Linked DNA regions of Homo sapiens: region 2 is linked to region 1. The links are chromatin loops, found by intact Hi-C in ENCODE. Cell type or tissue: gastrocnemius medialis. All regions are shown on one strand. Each heading gives the region's core, and the rest is flanking DNA. Links, peaks and the distances in the headings are about the cores only.

Region 1 (11,669 bases), core at 3,670-11,669:
TACATGTGGCCAGAGGATCCACTTTCTAGGTGACTCACTCACACAGCTGGAAATTGGTGTTGGGACTAACTTTCCCTAACAGTGCTTGGATGTTTTCACAGTGTGGTGGCCAGACTTTTCCAGAACCAGTAATCCAAGTAGCACCAAGATAGAAGTTAGAATGTTGTTATAACCTATTCTTGGCAGTCACACACTATGGCTTATACTACGTTCTGTTGACCACACTGGTCAGTCACTATTCAATGTGAGAGGACATCACACAAACATGTATACATATAATTAGAGCCAATCACTGTCTTCATAACATAATAATAATGATGTGTTCATTTTTAAAAGAAAAGCAAAATTAAGGCTAAAATTATCATTGGCAGAAACATTATCAGAGCTAAATTAGTCAAAGTCTTTTAATTATTCAGTGAGAGGATAAAGAAACTGATTTACAGTTTTGTGCCCATGGCAGCATTTTAATAGTAGCCAGTTATAAAATTAGAATATGTTATGTACCTTATGAATTGCTTAGAAAAAGGAAAGAAAAACAGAGGTGAACAAACTAAAATATAATTAATTGAAAAGATAAAGAAAATGGAAGAAGCATAAAAAATGGAACAGTTCCAAAGCACAGTGAAAATGGTAATCAGTTCTGATATATTAGTAATCACATTAAGTTAAAGAAGAATAAACTTGCCAGTTAAAAATGCCAATTTGAATAAAATATATCTATTTCAATTATATAAAACGAGATGTAGAAAGTTGAAAATTAATGGTTAGAAGATATGTATGAAAACAAAAGGAAAATATAAAATAAAAATGTGTGTAGCTATATTAACATAGAAATATAGAGTAACCAAGAATAATTTTTTAAATAATTTTTTAAATGTAAAAGAAGCCTTTGTTGTTCATATATATGAACATATATATGTTCATATATATGTTCATATATATGTTCATATATACGAACATATATATGTTCATATATACATATATACATATACATATATATGTTCATATATACATATACATATATGTTCATATATATACGAACATATATGTTCATATATACATATACATATATGTTCATATGTGTATATATACACATACATATATACACATATGTGTATATATACACATACATGCACATATGTATATATAACGTATGTATATATGCACATATGTATGTGTATATACACATGCACATATGTATGTGTATATACACATGCACATATGTATGTGTATATACACATGCACATATGTATGTGTATATACACATATGCACATATGTATGTGTATATACACATATGCACATATGTATGTGTATATACACATATGCACATATGTATGTGTATATACACATATGCACATATGTATGTGTATATACACATATGCACATATGTATGTGTATATACACATATGCACATATGTATGTGTATACGCACGCACATATGTATGTGTATATACACATGCACATATGTATGTGTATATACACATATGCACATATGTGCGTGTATATACACATATGCACATATATACATGCATATATACACACATATACACATACATATATACACATATACACATACATATATGTATATATACACATATACACACATGTATATATACACATGCGTATACATGTATATATACACATGCGTATATATGTATATATACACGTGTATATATGTATATATACATGTTTATATGTGTGTACACATATACATATATGTGTATATATGTACATATACACATATACATATATGTGTATATATGTACATATACACATATACATATATGTGTATATATGTACATATACACATATACATATATGTGTATATATGTACATATACACATATACGTATATGTGTATATATGTACATATACACATATACACATATACATATATACATATACATATATACACATATATGATGCAAAAATTTTATTTACTACCTATGCAAGCTGAATAGATGGAGAAATATTCAATTTTCTCATACAGAAAACCCCCATATCATAAAACTGTTTATTCTCCACAGATTGATTCTATTGGTTCAGGGAAATTTCAATCAAAATCCCAACAGATTTTATTTTTGCATCTTGAAAAACAGATTCTAAAATTTATTTGGCATAGCAAAAGCTGAAAAACAGGAGTTTCCTAAAGAAGAAAAATAATGTGGGAATATCCCCTTGCATATTCCAAGACTCATTATAAAGCCACAGTATTAGCTAGAGACATGCTATTCAATTAATGCTGAACATCAAGGTGACATTGATGCTGACACTCCTGGGGACCACACTGGAACTTCTGATCCTGAGCACACAAAACAGAATGGGACTGCTGGGTCAGAGAGAGGGAGTATATTCAATCTTATAAGATAATCTCAAACAATTTTCCAAGTGGTTAGACCCATGTCTTTTCCATTTGCACAGACTGTGAACTCCCACTCCATGCATCTAAGATTGATTTGTCTACCGTATTTTTTGCTAACAGGGTACATCTGTAATAGTATTTTATAGTAAATATTGCAAGAGACATGCTATTCAATTGTCCCTAATAGGCCAGGAGCAGCCCATGAATATACAGAAATTATATATAACACATAGCATTGCAACTACTTAGGGAAGAGTAGACTAGAAAATAAATGGGGCCAGAATATTTGTTTATCTCTATGGGAAAAAAACAAAATTGGATTCCTGCCGCGTACCATATACTAAAATAAATTCCAGGTGGATTAAAGACTGGAATATTAGGGGCAAAACTTTAAAATATCTGAAGAAGATATTTGGGTGAATTTTTATGACTGAAGTAGGAAATAATTTTCTTAACTAGGACTCCAACAGGAATGAAACAGAAAGAAACGGCATAAAGGAAAATACTGATAAATTGTATTGTATTAAAAACAACACCTTTTCATTAAGACATCACGGAAGTGGAACATATGCAACAAAACTGGGAGAAGACATCTGTAGCACACATCACTGATTAATTATATTAATTCCCAGAATATATAAAGAATTTGTATTGATTGGGAAATAGTGGAAATGCTGACAATATTAAGTGCTGATGAAAAGCAAGAGTACCGGACAATCTAAATATTTGTTCTAAGTAGACATCCCAAGGAAATATTTCTATGTGTACTAGAAGGAATGTGTAAAAACATGCAAAACATCAAAAATATGTTGAACATGAGCACAGAAATACTGCTGTGGACTAAACTCTCTCCCCACAGTTCACATTTTGAAGCCCTAACTCTGACTACCTCAGAATGTGACTATGTTTGGAGGTAAGGATTTCCAAAGGAAATTCATTTAAAATGGATTCATTGGGGAATGCCCTAGCCAATCTGACCAGTGTCCGTTTAAGAAGAGAGGATGAGGACACGGGGAGACACCAGAGTTGTTCACACATGGAGAAAGGCCATGTGAAGACACTGAGAAGGCATCCGCCTGCCAGCGAAGATAGGGCTCAGGAGAAACCCAATCTGTCAACATTTTGATCTTGGACTTCCAGACTCCAAAAAATATGGGAAAATAAATTTCTGTCGTTTAAGCCAACCAGTCTGTAGCATTTTATTTTGGTGGCCCTAGCAAATGAATACACTTACCCTGTTCGTAGAGTCAAAAGAAAAAGAACAGAAGAAAAAAGAAAAGAAAAAGATGACAGGTTGATGGGTGCAGCAAACCACCATGGCACCTGTATACCTAGGTAAAAAACCTGCACATTCTGCACATGTACCCCAGAACTTAAAGTATAATAAAAAGTAAAGAAAAAAATCCAAGTATTCACCTATAGTAAAATGGGCATTAAAATGTGGTCTATTAAAGTGAGGCAATATTATACTGGGGTGAATCTGAGTGACCTACAGTTCCTCATACTCATTGGGTAAATCTCTTTGAAATGTAACGCTGAGAAAACAAGGATTTAGAAGTATATTTTGACCAAGATGGCCTATTTCCTTTCAGTTTGACTAAACTTCAGAAAGGTTTCTTCCCGACCTAAGCCCCTGATCTCCCTTTTCTTAGTGAGTTTATTTTAGAAAACTTGAAATTGTAAATTCTTTCTCTGCCCCTTTAAGATGTGAATCTCCCAGCCTCTTGCCAGTTTTACAACATAGCAATGTGTTTCACATGGATTTGGGAGTTATTCTATGAAATGTAATCATCAAAAAAGATAGGGCCGTTATCTCTCAGTCTCTGGGGGAGGAGGGGTGGGAGCCTAACTTCTACTCTCCCTTAATTCATGCCAATTAGCAAAAATAGATGGCCTAACTGTATTTAGTGACCTCCAGGCTTATGTCCTTCAGAACCTTTGCACCAACTTGACCCAGTGTTGAAAATCTCTCCTGCCTTTTGTTTCAACATAGTTCACTCTATATTCCATATTGCGGTATTTGTGAACCTATTGTGGTCATCTTGAAAAAAGTCATCTTTGCCTGGTTACCTTGTCTGGTGCAATTTTACTTTGATAATGTAAAGCTTAATATCATTTCCTAAAGATTTCAATCAATAGAAATATATAGTTTAGAGGTTTATATACATATGGTAAAACCATTTTTAAAAACTGCAAAATTAAAGGCCTGTATTTGGAAGCTGATTTTCTTTGGGTCAGGTAGTATACACAGAATTAGTGATGTTCTAGTTCTTAAATTAGTTCAGAAGTTGCTTCGCAGTTGTATAGATATCTCTCTCTTTCATATATATAGATGTATAACAATGTATGTAAATATATTTAAATATATGAGTACTACCTAGTAAATAGAAACCAAAGAAATTGGTACTGACTCTGAGAAATAATTTCAAAAATGAGAGAAAGGAGCAAAACAGAAAAATAAAGCCAAACAAAAACAAATAAGTAACCCCAATAAGTGGGTGGGAATTGGCTATCTACATGGTCAGGTTTTTTAACCATAAACCACATTTGGGATGCACTTATGCTTCAAATAGGATTTTAGTCCTCTATAGACCAAATTGTAGCCTAATTATAGCAAATCAAATCAGGATTGCAGCATGAATCCATCATCATCATCATCATAACCATTCTCACTAATATGTACTTCAATTCAATATTAATCTTCTTTTACCAACAACCCTCTGAATATCATTTAAATTTTTGCTAAAAATAATTTGAAGCAGGAATATAGATAAAGCCAGAGGAACCGTCAGCAGTAACACAGTGATAGGTGGACTTTCTTTAATGTAACTCAGTGCAGGGGAATCTTAGTCCCTGTGTTTTTCTATCCCAACTCTCCCAAATCCAGGAGAATAAATGTGATTCACTAAGCACAGAAAAATACCAAGTTATGGCAGGTGGTGCTTGGGAACAGTGGCCATTCCATTTTGAGTTAGCTACAGAAGTTTGAAACAGAGCCAATCTGAGTTTGACTGACAGATGAAATGGTGGTCTCATGTAATCTTCACTGTTACAGAGGTAAATGCTTTTCTAATCATAAAAGCTGCATGGCCCTTTGACAAATATCCTATGAGCCCCTTTCCCTCCTGGTGTTATAATTTTCATTTTTTCATTAGCTTAGGTGTTCTGAATTTCCAGAAAAAGGAAGATTAGAATCAAGATCATGTGTAGAATAGTATGATATAGAAATTTGTGCTGTAGTAGAGTTTATTTTAATGTACTTTATGTCCTTACTTCCTTTGATGAATGCAAGCCTCTAGGCAGACAAGCACGACTTGAATGTTAGATTCCAATACTCTGTCTCCCAGGGACCTTGGAGGGTAGATAACATTACAGAATGGGCATCAATCAAAAGTATATAAGATTTTGTAGTGAAGAAGTTTATCTAATAGAGAATCAGTGGAGTGAGGCAAAAATTGCTGTAAAGTAGCAAGGAACTAATTTACTCAAGTTATTCTTTCCTATTACTTTAAACTTAAATACGTAATAAAAGTTTGAACATTTACCATATATAAAGCATTGCACTTAAGGAGATACGTTCTGGGAATTAAGTTTAGTAAAAACAATAGGTCAAAACCTATTGATCGAGGCTAAACCTGTTACAAATTTTTAAAAAATACTCTATTTAATTAACTTTGCTACTGGAAGTTGGAAGTTTTGTGCAACAACCGTAGATAACAAAAATTGTTTTAGCTGGAATTTGACAATAGAGGCAAATATTTGCATAAACAAAATTGCTCCCGGAATTAAACTTGTAAAAGCAAATAAGAGGCATATTTTCTTATTGCAACAATGCTCAAAGTTTGTAGAAATAATCTTTAATTTTATGTGCAGAGGAAATTGACTTTGCCTTTATGGTGTGCTATCTATATTCATGCAACCAATCATTTCTTAGCACTCTTTATGTGTCAGGCACAATTTCTGGTGCTGAGGATTTAAAAATTAAAGTCTGTGCCACCAAGTTACTCATTAGACTAATTGGAATGATCGAAAAGTGAACAGCTACCATTTTCTAGTCCAGAAAGATCAAATTATACAAAATTCAATCACTGACAGGCTCAGCTTAAGGAACAAATCACAGAGGAGGTGTGTCCCAGCTGTTTCAGAAATAATTAGGGATTGATCAGGTGGGTGGCAGAACAGGAACTCATAGTTGGGTCAGGTGTGACCGTGAAAGGGTAGAGCATTCTAGGCAGAAAGAGCTAGCAGGTCATTCATTCAGGAAGGAAAAATTCAGTCCTAAAAATACACTGAGATCCAGAAAATAAAAATAGCAGTTAATCCATTTGGTGCCTGGGTGAATTTGATCCTAAACTTGCACTGACCTCAAAACAGTCAGAAACTCAGCCGCTTTTTGTCTGTGTCAGTGCCAGTTCATTCATTCACTGGCTTCTAATTCTAAGTAATTTATTCTTGGTGTCTCTATATGTTCTACACATTCCGTACATTTTCATTCTTAGCAGTCATAGATCTAAAGATCTAAGAAGTATGTAGGGCAGTTTTTAAATTCCCCAAAACTTTTAGAACTTTCAAGATATATATTTCAAGATAATATATTGAACTTTCCAGCATCCTAGAGATACTCATGTCTCAAAATTACCCCCTCGTAGCCCAAGGTTATCCATCAGAACTCCTTAGATTTCACCACAGCTTATTATAGTGAAAAGACACCCACATGTCCCTGAGTGCACATTCAATTTATGAGCATCAAAGGACAGATGAGCATCAAAGACAGATTTAGATACATTAAAATGTAGTTTTTATGTTTATAATGATATGCAGCCACATAAAAATAATATAGTAAACACCTTGGACTACAAAACAGCTGTGGGGAAGTTTTTGACAAGAAAATATCCCAGTTTGAGAACATTAGATTAGACATGAACATAAATTAAATATATTATTAATTCATTTGGAAGGGTTGAACATTTAAGAAGGCTGTTTCTACCAGCAGAAACAAAGATGGAGAACTGCCAAATAGTTGTGAGTTGCTCAGAATTCTGCTTGGCTTCCAGAAATTGAATTGGAAGCGGATGTCTGCCCACAAAGTGAAAATGATCTTATTAGTAAACACATCTTTAAATGAGACACACACTGACAAAAATGATTCTTTAGTGGACTCCCAGTCAAAGGAAAAGAAATATTAGATAAGCTAGAAAATATGTCATAGTGCTCTAATTCTAGAATTTGAGAGTGACAATTTAGAGGCAATTTTCAGGGATGCTTGAAAAAAAATTTGTAATTTATCTGTGATTCGTTTTTTGTGACCAGTTTGATGAACAACAAGAAATGGCTGATGACATTTACTAAATATCTGAAAAAGAATGCCCAGATTCCATGCTTTTTAGTTCTGTTTCAGACCCTAGTATATTTACTTTTGGTTGGTCAGAAGCACCAAAACAGACTTTACAACAGGAATTTAAGAAATTAAAAAGTATCTGTTCTGAAAAGAGAAAAAATACTATTACTGATAAGAAAATAATCAATTTTACTTTATCAGTATTTATTATTGGTTCTCTGTATAGCTGTTGTTTTAAATTTCCTATATTAGAACAGATTAGTTTTTGCTTTCTCTGCATTTTGAATCAAAATTTTAGTGGCAGTTTCATATATAAGTGTTTAGTTAGGTATTTGGAGCTGTTTCAAGGAGGATGACTTATATTTCTTGACTTCCAAAACATGAATGAAGAAATATATTATATGGCATTATGTCACAGTTTCTTATGTCATACTTTTGACATGGTCCTCAATAGATATTTCTTGATGTCATTGAACTAGAGAGGGGTGTGGTAAGTTTAGTAGTTACCACCAGGGGGCAGCAGAGGCTGTAGGATCTCAACACATGGAAGTGGCTCTACTGGCTAAGGTGGGTACAGCCTTGCACTGTCCCTCCAGTTCTGCTGGGTTGTGGTTCATCTGAGGGTGATCATCAGAATGGAACAGGAAGTTTTTTTAAAAAAATTCTGGGACCATATAAGTATCAAATCATAATCTTTGAAGAAGTGGCCAGAACATGTCTAGTTTCCAAAACTATTGGTTATCTTCATGCATGAGAACAGGTAATAAGAGAAGGATAGGAAAGAGTTTCTCTGCAGTTGGTAGAAAAAACGATTAATCTCAAAGAAGAATGCCTACTTTTCCATGGGTTGACCCTAGGGAACTGTGGAATTGCTGCTGAAGTGCCAGAGTTTGGTCTAGGTCCTGCTGCTTGCAGCACAGAAAGCCAATCATTGAGATGATAAGTATTGCCAGGGAAGAAGGCTTTAATTAGGTACTGCAGCCGAGAAGATGAGAGATCAATCTTAAACCCATCTCTCTGACCAAGTACAATAGGGGAAGGAATGTAGCTAAGTGTAGGAGGGCTAAGCAAGAGAAGCTGGTCAACAGGAGGCAGGTGGTTCGTTAGACAATCATGATGGGTGAGGGGTCTGGGATCTCATTGTCCAGATGTAGTGACCTGGTAAGTATCAGCTCCTTCATACTTCTCCTTCTGGGAGGTCTGATGGCCAGTTTCCTGAGGAAGGAACTCAGATAAGACCAATGCAAGTTTCACACTTTAAGACCAGGAGAGTTAATATCTATGTGTATTCAAACACAGCAAATATCAGTTCTATGGGACAATTGTGCCAGTTTGAGTGTAATGGACTATAGATGGGATTTTCAGGGGCTTATTTGGGGATATTGGGTTTCATATTCTGTAGTTACATGGCAGAAAGAAAAGTAAAACAGACTTATTTTAACTGATAAGGAATAACTACTGACTCGTCTCAGCTGTAAGTTGACCCACAAAGAGTTCTGCTTACGCTCTTTTGTTCTGGCTCTAACTGCAGCTGCTCTCATGCCTCTAACTTACATCAGTGATTTCAGTGTTCACTTACATATAGAAATGCTTCCCTCTTTGGTTCCCTCTTTGTTAAGTTTTTCATTTTTGCATTAAAAGCATTGATGGTAGTTAGAACACAAAGTCTTGATTCTGTCTCAGTTATACTACCTGCCCCCCGCCTCCTTTTCTGAGGTAGAGTCCCTTGTATATTACCATCCTCTTATTATGCTGGACTCAGGAGTATGTAACTGTTTCTTTTCGTCTTCCAAGATGAAGAGTAAGAAAATAGGACGGGGCAGTGGCTCACACCTGTAATCCCAGCACTTCAGGAGGAGGCCGAGGCAGGTGGATCAATTGAGGTCAGGAGTTTGAGACCAGCCTGGCTAACATGGTGAAAACCCGTCTCCACTGAAAATACAGAAAATTAGCTGGGTGTGGTGGCGCATGTCTGTAATCCCAGTTACTTGGGAGGCTGAGGCTGGAGAATTGCTTGAACCTGGGAGGGGGAGGTTGTAGTAAGCTGAAATCGCACCAACTGCTCTCCAGTCTGGGTGAAAGAGCGAGACTCTGTCTCAAAAAAAAAAAAAAAAAAAAAAGAAAAGGAAAAGAAAATATCTTTATATGCGTATCTTTGAGCAGATTGAATCTAGAGTGGTCAAAGAGTAGCTGGATAAAGCCTGGGACAGCAAAGGGGATGTAAGCGCAGAAATGTTTAATGTTCTATGGAATATTACTTACAAAATAGGGTTTGTTTTCTGGGCTCAGAAGCTTCATTTGATCCAAGATAGACTCCAAGAATAAAGGAGTTTTTGTGATATTCAGTTCCTCTAACTCTTTTTGGAGCACTGCAAGCTCCTTTCCCAGCTAAGTTAATGAATTTGAATTTTATTCTGAGCGTGTTGGAAAGACTTTGGAGGGTTTTATCCAGGAAAAACAGGTTCAATTTATGTTTAAAAGAAAGGAATATAACTGTTCAATGATGAACAGATGGTAAGGAATAAAAGTAAAAGCAAGAAGATCAATTAGGAAAAAAATCATGATTTTAGATGATGTCATTTAGACTGTGATAGTAGTAATGGAGATGGATAAAGTAGACAGATATAGTACATGCTTTCAAGTTTCTAGATAAACTAGGTCTATTTTTGTTTGGTAATGTGTGGGGGCAGGATTTTGGAAGATAATGGTTGGAAAGCCTATTCTTTTTCTTTCAGTGCCCTTGTATAAATCTGTGAGCTGCTGCTTGTGCTCAGACATTACTATGCAAATTGGGTAAAGGAAAAAATGAATTTGTTCTTCTACAAACTACATTCATTAATTTAAGGAGATTAAAGTGTTTTCTTATACTCAAATTTGTTTTCTGAAGAAATGACATATTATGAAGAAACACAAAACAGAACACATGTGTCCTCACCCTACGTTATGTGGAGATAGGAAAAGAGTTCAGCAGGCAGGATCAAGCGTGCTGTGAAGGATGATAGGCAGTTTTTTGCGGGAGGCACTGAGGAATGCTTAGAAGTTTGTTCAAACCAGATACAATATTGCATGTATGGTCCTAAGATCAGTCTATCCACACATCAAGAGTGAGGTATGGATGTGTTTTGTTGGAATTGGATCATCACCGAATACACATTTTTCAGTTTTCCCTTAGTGTCCTGGGTTTTATTTCATTTGTTGTTGTTGTTGTCGTCGTCTTATGGTCACATGTGTGAGTGATTTTAAAAAGAATGTACCATCATCAGCCTGTGAAAGGACTGACCTAAGGGTCTGGCTATCTGTGTGAGACTTGTCTCTTTTGCCAAATAGCTGGACAAGTCACTTACCTTCCCTGGATAAATGACTGTGATATAAGGAGTTTTATTCAGTGATTCCAAATGTCTTCCAGCCCTAATAATTTGTGACTCTGATTTTTGAGGTTCATGTGGAAGCAGTGTGAACTCTTGACACCTTCAATGGGCTGCCAGTTTTTGCCTTAAATGAAGGAGTCTCATCAGCTGCATTTCTATCAGCAGTCTCAGAGAAACACAAATATTTGAACTTTCAGGGCAAAGAGAAACATAATGGCAACAGGTTGTTGCTTCAATCCCACTGGAAATATCTGTATTTTCTTCTGGGTGCATTGCATTCTCATTTTGGTGTTCCTTGGGATTGTGGTCATCTTTTTTTAGCTATCTTCTTTGTTGAGAACTGTTTATTTTTTTTATGTGCCACCTGCCCATTATTTCTCTTTCTCTCCTAAAAAATAGATGAGTTAAACAGAAGTAAATTGTCAAATGCCCCTGAGTTCAGAGCTTTCATGTTCTCTGTGCTGTCTGGTATGGCATGGATCACAAAGACCTTTGGTTACCTTTCATTGTCCAGTTGTGTTTTTTAAGGATTTACTTGGTACATGGCATTGGACTAATAGTAATGTTCTTCAGATTTCTGTTTTCTTTGTAATCTAATAAT
Region 2 (8,000 bases), core at 1-8,000, 430 kb before region 1:
TGTGTGTGTGTGTGTGTGTGTGTGTGTGTGTGTGAGAGAGAGAGAGAGAGAGAGAGAGAGAAGGGGTGTTGAAGAGTACATTAAAAAATTCTGTGTGCTTAAACATTTTGGGCTATAATTTATTCTTTGAGCTCCTCTTTCATTTGGTTTCATGGAGCCATTGTCATAATTTTCCCAAGCTGATTTTACTTCCTCAGGGTTTCTTTTTTTTTTTTTTTTTTGAGACGGAGTCTCGCTCTGTCCCCCAGGCTGGAGTGCAGTGGCGTGATCTCGGCTCACTGCAAGCTCCGCCTCCCGGGTTCACGCCATTCTCCTGCCTCAGCCTCCCAGGTAGCTGGGACTGCAGGCATCTGCCACCACGCCCGGCTAATTTTTTGTATTTTTTAGTAGAGACGGGGTTTCACCGTGTTAGCCAGGATGGTCTGGATCTCCTGACCTTGTGATCCACTCGCCTCGGCCTCCCAAAGTGCTGGGATTACAGGCGTGAGCCACCGCGCCCGGCCAGGGTTTCTTGTTCTTGTGGAGTAAACCATTTTAACTTCCATGTTGCTGTTGCAGCCTCTGGTTTTGTGTGTGCCTCTTGCATTTCCTTCTAGGGCTGCAGTTCACTGGCTGTTTTATCCATGGACGTCCCCACCCCAGTCTCCCTGAATGGCCTCTGAAGCTTTCCTCCTTGCCTTTCCCACTTATTTCTGTGTTACATTTTTTAAAAATTGGTTTTTTATATCAAATGACCTAAACCCACCATTAAAGCATGATTTTACTCTGTGGTATTACAACTTTCTCAGACTCAGGCTCTTTGAAAGGTCAGTTTCCGAAACTGTAGTCTCAGGAGCATCTCCGCCCCAGACTCACTTACAGACTTAGTCTTTAGGGGCCTCTGAAAGGGTGAATCTGGCGAGCACCCCAGTGACATTTTTGAATGACACAGCGACCCACTGTGAGAGATTCTGGAAGGAACAGGGAGACCCCGAGGCAGAGCCACCAGGGTCTTTGTCCTCTACTTTCACATGGCTTAGCTGTTCTCTGTTGTGGTCAACCTGGACTGTATCTCCTGGCCCAGAGAACTTGGAGGTGGGTCAGCAACGCAAAGAAGCAGCACGCAGCAAACACGCAGAGGTGCAGGCTCCTCCTGCCAGGCCTGTAGAAAGGGCTGGTAAATGGCGAAAGTAGGCAAGCTATGGTGGATCACGGCACAGCGTTGGGAGGGAAGCTTTGCAGGCAACTTGTCCTCCCCCTGTGGGGAAAGGCTGTGAGGTTTGGAGTTAATATCCATGACATATCCTCACTATTTTAAATGTGAGCTCCAGAATATACTCTCCTCCTCCGTACCCTTTCTCTATTTGTATTTGACTTAATGATTTATATTTAACATATTGGAGGTTTGATGCTTAATTTTAAAATCAAATTAATGTATTATTAATAAATAATATGTACTCAAGATATATTATTCATATATTTGATAAGTGTTACTTAAATGACTAATTGAATGCAATTTAGTAATAAGATTCATTAATATTATTAAGAAATAACATTTGTTAAAAAGTTATTTAATAGCTGGCATTCCATTTCTATGAATATGGATTTAAAATATAGACACTATTTAATTGTGAAACACTATCCATGTTTTCTCACACAATACAATGATTAAGTATTGCATATAAGCATGTTCACATGTATTGATCCCATCCTTGTCACCGCCAGTGTCCCTGGATCTTTCTTTACTCCCCCTCTGCAGGGAAGAAGTGATGGGTGGGGGCCCAACAACAGTCCAGGGAGCACAGGTAGTTTCTGCTCCTGACTCCTTCCCAGTTGGGGAGGGGAGTTTGGGGAAAATAGAATTATGTAAAATTACACACAGATACCACGATATCCATCACTCTGGCCTCTCCTGGAAGTTTCTCGGTGGTATTGACTTTGAAATGGGTGGACCTTAGCACACCCAGAAGTAGAAGGGAGCCGCATAGTGCCCAGACAAAAAGATCTGATGAAGATATGACATCTTTGTGGGATAGGGAGTGCTGATAATCCATTAAATAAACATTCCGTTATTGGATTTGGGAGAGAGTATGTGATCTGTTAAGAGGATCCAGAATGGAGTTCCAACTTGTGTAATTCTGAGAAAAGAATTTCTGGGATTTTTTTTTTTTTTTTCGTCTATCTCACTCTTCTGCTTATTTGAAAGGAGGTGAGAACCTGCACATTTGAAAGAAGGTGAGGACGTATCCCTGTCATTAACTGACACATAACTGACTGTATTTTATGATTGAATTATTGAGAATTGCTGGCAGGTAGTGACAATGAAAGGTAGACTGACTTTTAGTTAGTTGTATTACTTCTTAATAACTTATCTACAGGTAATATGTCTCGTTATTGTCTGCACCTGAGGCTAAAGAGATTTAGTGAACATGTGTGGGACTTCCGTGAAGTTTGCTTACAGGCAACTGACCCAGTTAGGAAGAATAATCCTTCTCACCCTATTTCTTTCCTCCTTACTGCAGCATGTTAGGTGAATATGATGGTTAGGGCTTTAAAAGCCTTCCTGGACCATGAGGGGAACTTGAGGATGGAGGCTAGTGATAGAGTAAAGCAGGAAAAGAGGACTCGGGTCTCTGATCATGTGGACGCACATGAAGGTGACCCCCTACTGAATCACAATCTTGTATAATCCCCTTTTGTTGAGTTGGGATGAAAACTATGACTTACTTCTAGTTGATAGAATATGGCAAAGGAGATGTGAAACCAGTCCCATGATTAGGTTACATTATTTGCAAAGGTGAAGGAATTTTGCAGCTGTAATTAAAGTTCCTAAGCAGTTGACTTTGAGTTCCTCAAAAGAGAAATTATCCTGGGTAAGCCTGAGCTAATCAGGTGAGCCATTTAAAAGAGCACTGACACCTTCTCTGAAATCAGAGGCTGTAAGCAGCAGAGACTCCTTTTCTCTGTTGCTACCTTTGAAGAAACAAGACCACACGAATTTTACAGCTGCAAGGAAATAAATTCTGCCAACAGCCTGAGAGATCCTGGAAGCAGATTCTTCCCTAGTTTCTAGATGAGAATGCAGTCCATTAAACACCTTGATTTTAGCCTTGTGAGACCACCTAACTAAGCCATATGCAGAATCTTGACCTATGGAAACTGTGAGATAAAAAACTGTTTTTTAAGCTGTTAGGTTTGTACTAAGTTGTTATGCAGCATAGAAAACTAATACATCCGTATTCATGTTGTTGCCATGACAGTCCAGGAATGCCTGCCCCCAAGCTTCTTTTATATAGGCAAGAATTAAATTTCTCACTTCTTTAAGCCATTGTGATTTTCAGTTTTCATTTATAGTCAGTTGAACCCAACCTTAACTGATTCATGGCATAATGAAGAAGGATTTATGGAAGATGAATTATTTGTAGTTGATCTTGAAAAGTACCTATAGTTTCAGAAGGTGGAAACTGGCATGGCTGGAGGCAGAAAATAATTTTTATAGGGCAGAATGAATAAGGGAAAGTACTGGGTGTTTTGAAGAAATAAAGAATAATTCAGTTTCACTAGGTTGAGTGAAATTAGGCTGGAAAAGGAGTTTAGAGCCAAACAACACATCCAAAAAGAGTTTGGGGATTATTTTTTAAGCAATGGAGAGCAATGAGGATTTTCTGACCAGGGTGATATTATAGCATGATCAGAACTATGCCTTATTTTAAAAATGCAACATGAGTCAGTCCTCTTTAGGCTGCAAAAACATATCTCAAAGTAGATTTTATCTTAAGGAGGCTTATGGGGAGAACACTGGGGAAGAGCAACAGGAACCAGAAGGTTAGGGACCTTGTTATTACACACTTATTGCTGCAGAGAATGAGCATCACCCCTAACCGCCGCCCACCAAAGGGGAAAGAAGGGACTTCCCTGCCAGTTCTGGTAAAGATAGCATTGCTGGAAGCTGCACTTTGGTTGAGCAACCTTGGAATAATCCCAAGAGCCAAGGGGTGGGATACAGTGATTGGCCTGGGCCTGGCCTAGGTGTGTGTGCATGTGGGATGTCTGCTAATAGATAAAGGAGCATGGGAAATAAAAACAAAATGATTATTGGTGCAATTTGAATTTCACAACTCTGTCTTTTTACATCAAAGTCTCAAGGACAGACGATACACTCATTTACACCCCCACTAAGAGAGTAACATTTTAGTTGAATTGACATTTAATTTAGGAGTTGAAATATACACTAAAGGTTATTCATAGTTTTTAAAAAATTTGTTCCTTCTTACCACTATCAACATCAACTAAACTATTAGCTATATAATTGAAACTAGTTTCCACTATAAAAGTTTTTAGTGCTTATTTATTTACTGCAGGTCCAAGTTTATAAAACACTGTGTTATACTTACGGCATCTCTCACTTGAAGAAAAGGGAATTTCAGAGTAGCTATTTACAGGTACTTACAAGTTTCTGAAATAATCTAAGTGAAATACTGACTTCTTATTTATGAACCCAACACTCTTTTGCTCAAATGTATTAGTAGACTTAGATACATAATTGTTAAATAAAATCTCAGGCTATCTGAGAAACATACTGCTTTAACCGGTACATTTTACCAAGCATACTTCAAGTACTACCTGTGACATGTTTGAAAAGTTTAGGATCTTTTCACAAATTCCTGGATATATTGATCATGTATACATTTTTCTTTGGAAATATTCAAGCACATAAAGCTGACTCCAAATCTTTAATAGACACACTAAAACACCTATCTCAGGAATCAAAGATGCAGCATTTAAAATGCCACAAATGACGTTTCAACAAATGAGGATGAAGTACTTGGAAGACTTCCAGTCAGCTCCCTGGTGGGTGTAGCTGCTGCGTTTCACCACTAGGTGCTACTCTTCCTCCATCACATGTTGAATCTGTAGTCTCAAATGCAAAGTGGATGCAAAGTCAACCTAGTTCCTTATCTCCTGGCTCCCATTTAAACATAAAATATGATTTTATTTCCTGTATTTACTCATTATTATAATAGAGTATTTTTAGAGTGGTTGGCTAAGCACTTAACACTTAGGAAGTGAAATTTATGTCTGCTTTCTATAGTATTACCCCGTGCCGCATGTCAGAAAACTAAAGATTATCAATACCCCAGTTGCTATTATTAATAGAGATTATCAATACCCCATTTGCTATTAACCCAGTTTCTATTACCTAAGGAAGGGTCATAATCTCATTAAAAAATTATTGATATGCCCATGATTTTCCCTGAAAAGGTAGCATATTGTACATGTAAATTACATGCATCTCACATGTAATTTTACATGTGAGATAACAAATCTAAAATTCTAAATTATTAGTTATTGTTACTAATCACCCAATGGTATTATTGATACAGTGTACATCTATGAAAGAGGCAAGGTATGGGATCTTTTTATAGTCCCATGCTAAATGTTTAAGATAGATGGTAGGCAGCTGAGCGATAAAGATCCCTGTTTGTTTAACTTGCCTGGAAGCATTTCTCTATCCTCTGCTTGTGAACACATAGTAAAAAATTTTTGAAGATAAAGAGACAAACTACTTTCATATGTACATCCACTGGGCCCTTTGGAGAGGAGATTTATACATTTTCCTAAGGCATCTGACTTTCACGCACCAATTCTAAATCATTGAGACTTTTAACTAACTTTTATTTTCCCAATGGATAAAACATATGAGACAAGAAACAACTAAAAGTTAAATAAACTGATTTAAAAATCAAAAGCAGCCAGCAGACCAAATTGATGCTTAGAACACATTATTCATTCCTTTCTTCCCTTCAATTCAGCCATCCAGTTTGATTATTCAGTCACTGATATTCATCCATTTATTCATTGATCAAACTTTTCTTGAGTAAGCTCATGTATTTCAGATGCAGAAAGGAAATGAAATGGTATCTATTTTGTGGAAGCTTGAAGTTTAGAGTAAAGGGGGAGCTGGTGAGGAAGAGAGCTGGTCGTACGTATATACAGAAACTTGACACAGTGGTAGCTCATGGGTTTGTCTTTCATTTAGGGGTGATGATAGATATGAATATAAGGATCTCTGGATGATTTTAATGCACCTTGAAGCTAAGTAGACAAAAATGTTTCACCGTCTGAATAGATGTGTTGCTAAACCTACTGATGACTTTGCTATCCATTGCCTGTTAGCCCTCCAGGTAAAATGCTCCCCTCTGCTGACCTTCGTTATGCTATTGCAGCTGGATGTGGCCACAAGACTAAGTTTTGTCCTTTTGATGTGACAGTGTTGGGCAGGACTTCCGGGACAGGTGGGTTGCCAGGTGTTGCCCGCTTTCCTCTTGACCATCAGCACATGCCATAACTGTGACTGGTGAGATCTATTCCCTTTCATTCTAATTGGGTCAGGGGAAATGTGGGAATAAAACCAACACTTAGTTTTTGTTTTACTCGTATCTGTCGAGTCTAGTTTCCAACTTAAGGACCCATTCTGATGATAGAAACAAGAACCTGCTTCTCAACTTTGGAATTAGGAAATTAGTCTTCAGCCAGACAGAAATAGATAGAAATGACATAATGATTAAATCTAGCAATTTGACATCCTTAACACAAGCAAGAGTACAAGTCACCAATAAAGGTTACCTTTGAAGGTCAAAAGAGAATTTAAGTGAAAGGTGTATTGATCAATCCAGGAGAAGCTGAAAAGGCTCTGTTCTCACAGTGGACTCTAAGCTACAGGATTCAGACGTGTGTTGTTAATAAAGGAGGTTAAAGTGGTAGTGAGACAGAGACAGCTAAGGCTGGAGGTGGGAAACAATCCTCCCATTATCCCCTCTTGGTTAGAAACCCCATTATATTCTCTATTGGCTTCCTGGACCCCTCCTTTGAGGAGAAAATAATATTGAAGAGTAATCTGATGTCTTTAAGTGCTATTTTGAGAAAGCCCCACTCACGTATCTCCTCATTTTCCTCCTTCCACAGCTTGGATTCATTCCATCATTTTAATAATTCCCTTGTCTACCCCTTCAACTCCCTACCTGGGTAAATCTAACTTTTAGCTTCACCTGAGTAGCTGAAAACAGCTGGAGAAAAAAACATGTGCCTTTTGGTCTTCCTGTATGGGATGCATTTTTATTCCTATACCCTGCTGATAGGACAATCAGAGAGTTCATGCACTTTTCTTCTCTTGATTGAACATCTGGAGGTTTGATGAGAACCATTTAAGTATCTAACATATGTTAATATATATTTGGCCTTCAGTGCTCTGATGAAGCAGCCAGGAATAATGATTTGGTCAGCTGAAATGCTGTCTAACTATAGGGAAAATATTATTCTTAAATTTAAAGGTGGTTAGGAGTTATTTGAAACTTACAACATCAAATAAATCATTATACAAATTATTTAAAGATATTCAGTTAAAGCAGGTTGAATATGCATTCATTACTTTGTCTATGGTACTAGTTTCTCCTTGGCAGTCTTCCTATGTGGTATAAAAGAAAAACTTAACTAAGCCTCAGTTATTTTCTTAATCAGTCAAGTTCATTCAATGAATATTTGTTAAGTGGATTATGAATGTGATAAACCCAGGCTTGTTTCTTCAATTGTAAAATTTGGTTAATATCTGCATCCTCTGCTGAAGATAGGAACTCTGTCTGCCTTAGACATATCTGTATCCCAGCACCTAACATATTGCATTACATGTGGAAGGCGCTCAAGAAATGGAGATGGCTACTTCCATTGACCAAAAGAGCATCCTTGAATATGTAGAGCAGTTGAGGATAGGACAGTATCACTTCTAGCAAGAAGGATCAGAAGGATGATGTAAAAGGGATCAGATAATTTAAACACGTATAAAGTTCCTAACCATAGAACAACTATCCCAGTGTGCTGTGGCATCTTGTCTTATATTAAATTTGGTAGGGTAAAGTTAAAATTGTAGACTATGTCAATGTCACAATTAGACAGTTCCTGAGATGAACAAAAGCTTTTTCTTTCTATCTGTAGTATCTCTATATATCTGTAGATGGGATATTTGT

What was found. Peaks named below come from ENCODE experiments on the same cell type or tissue, not always from the same donor. Only the 100,000 strongest peaks of a DNase experiment are listed, where the experiment ranks them.
Region 2: it touches region 1 in a loop (6-fold over the local background); 63 of 110 quality-filtered maps call a loop at or near these places.

What each region holds. Positions count from the first base shown.
Region 1 is chr13:76,470,281-76,481,949 of GRCh38, reverse strand. The region is part of intron 2 of LOC105370263 (a long non-coding RNA gene); the gene reads right to left. Among named protein-coding and RNA genes, the nearest start is that of KCTD12, 410 kb to the left of the region's middle. RefSeq lists a silencer at 8,145-8,304. In gastrocnemius medialis, for the core only: a CTCF peak has its summit at 8,226 (motif pointing right); a DNase peak (open chromatin) is centred at 8,239; H3K27ac peaks cover 861 bases.
Region 2 is chr13:76,900,604-76,908,603 of GRCh38, reverse strand. No RefSeq gene overlaps it. Among named protein-coding and RNA genes, the nearest start is that of KCTD12, 18 kb to the right of the region's middle. In gastrocnemius medialis, for the core only: a CTCF peak has its summit at 4,857 (motif pointing right); a DNase peak (open chromatin) is centred at 4,843.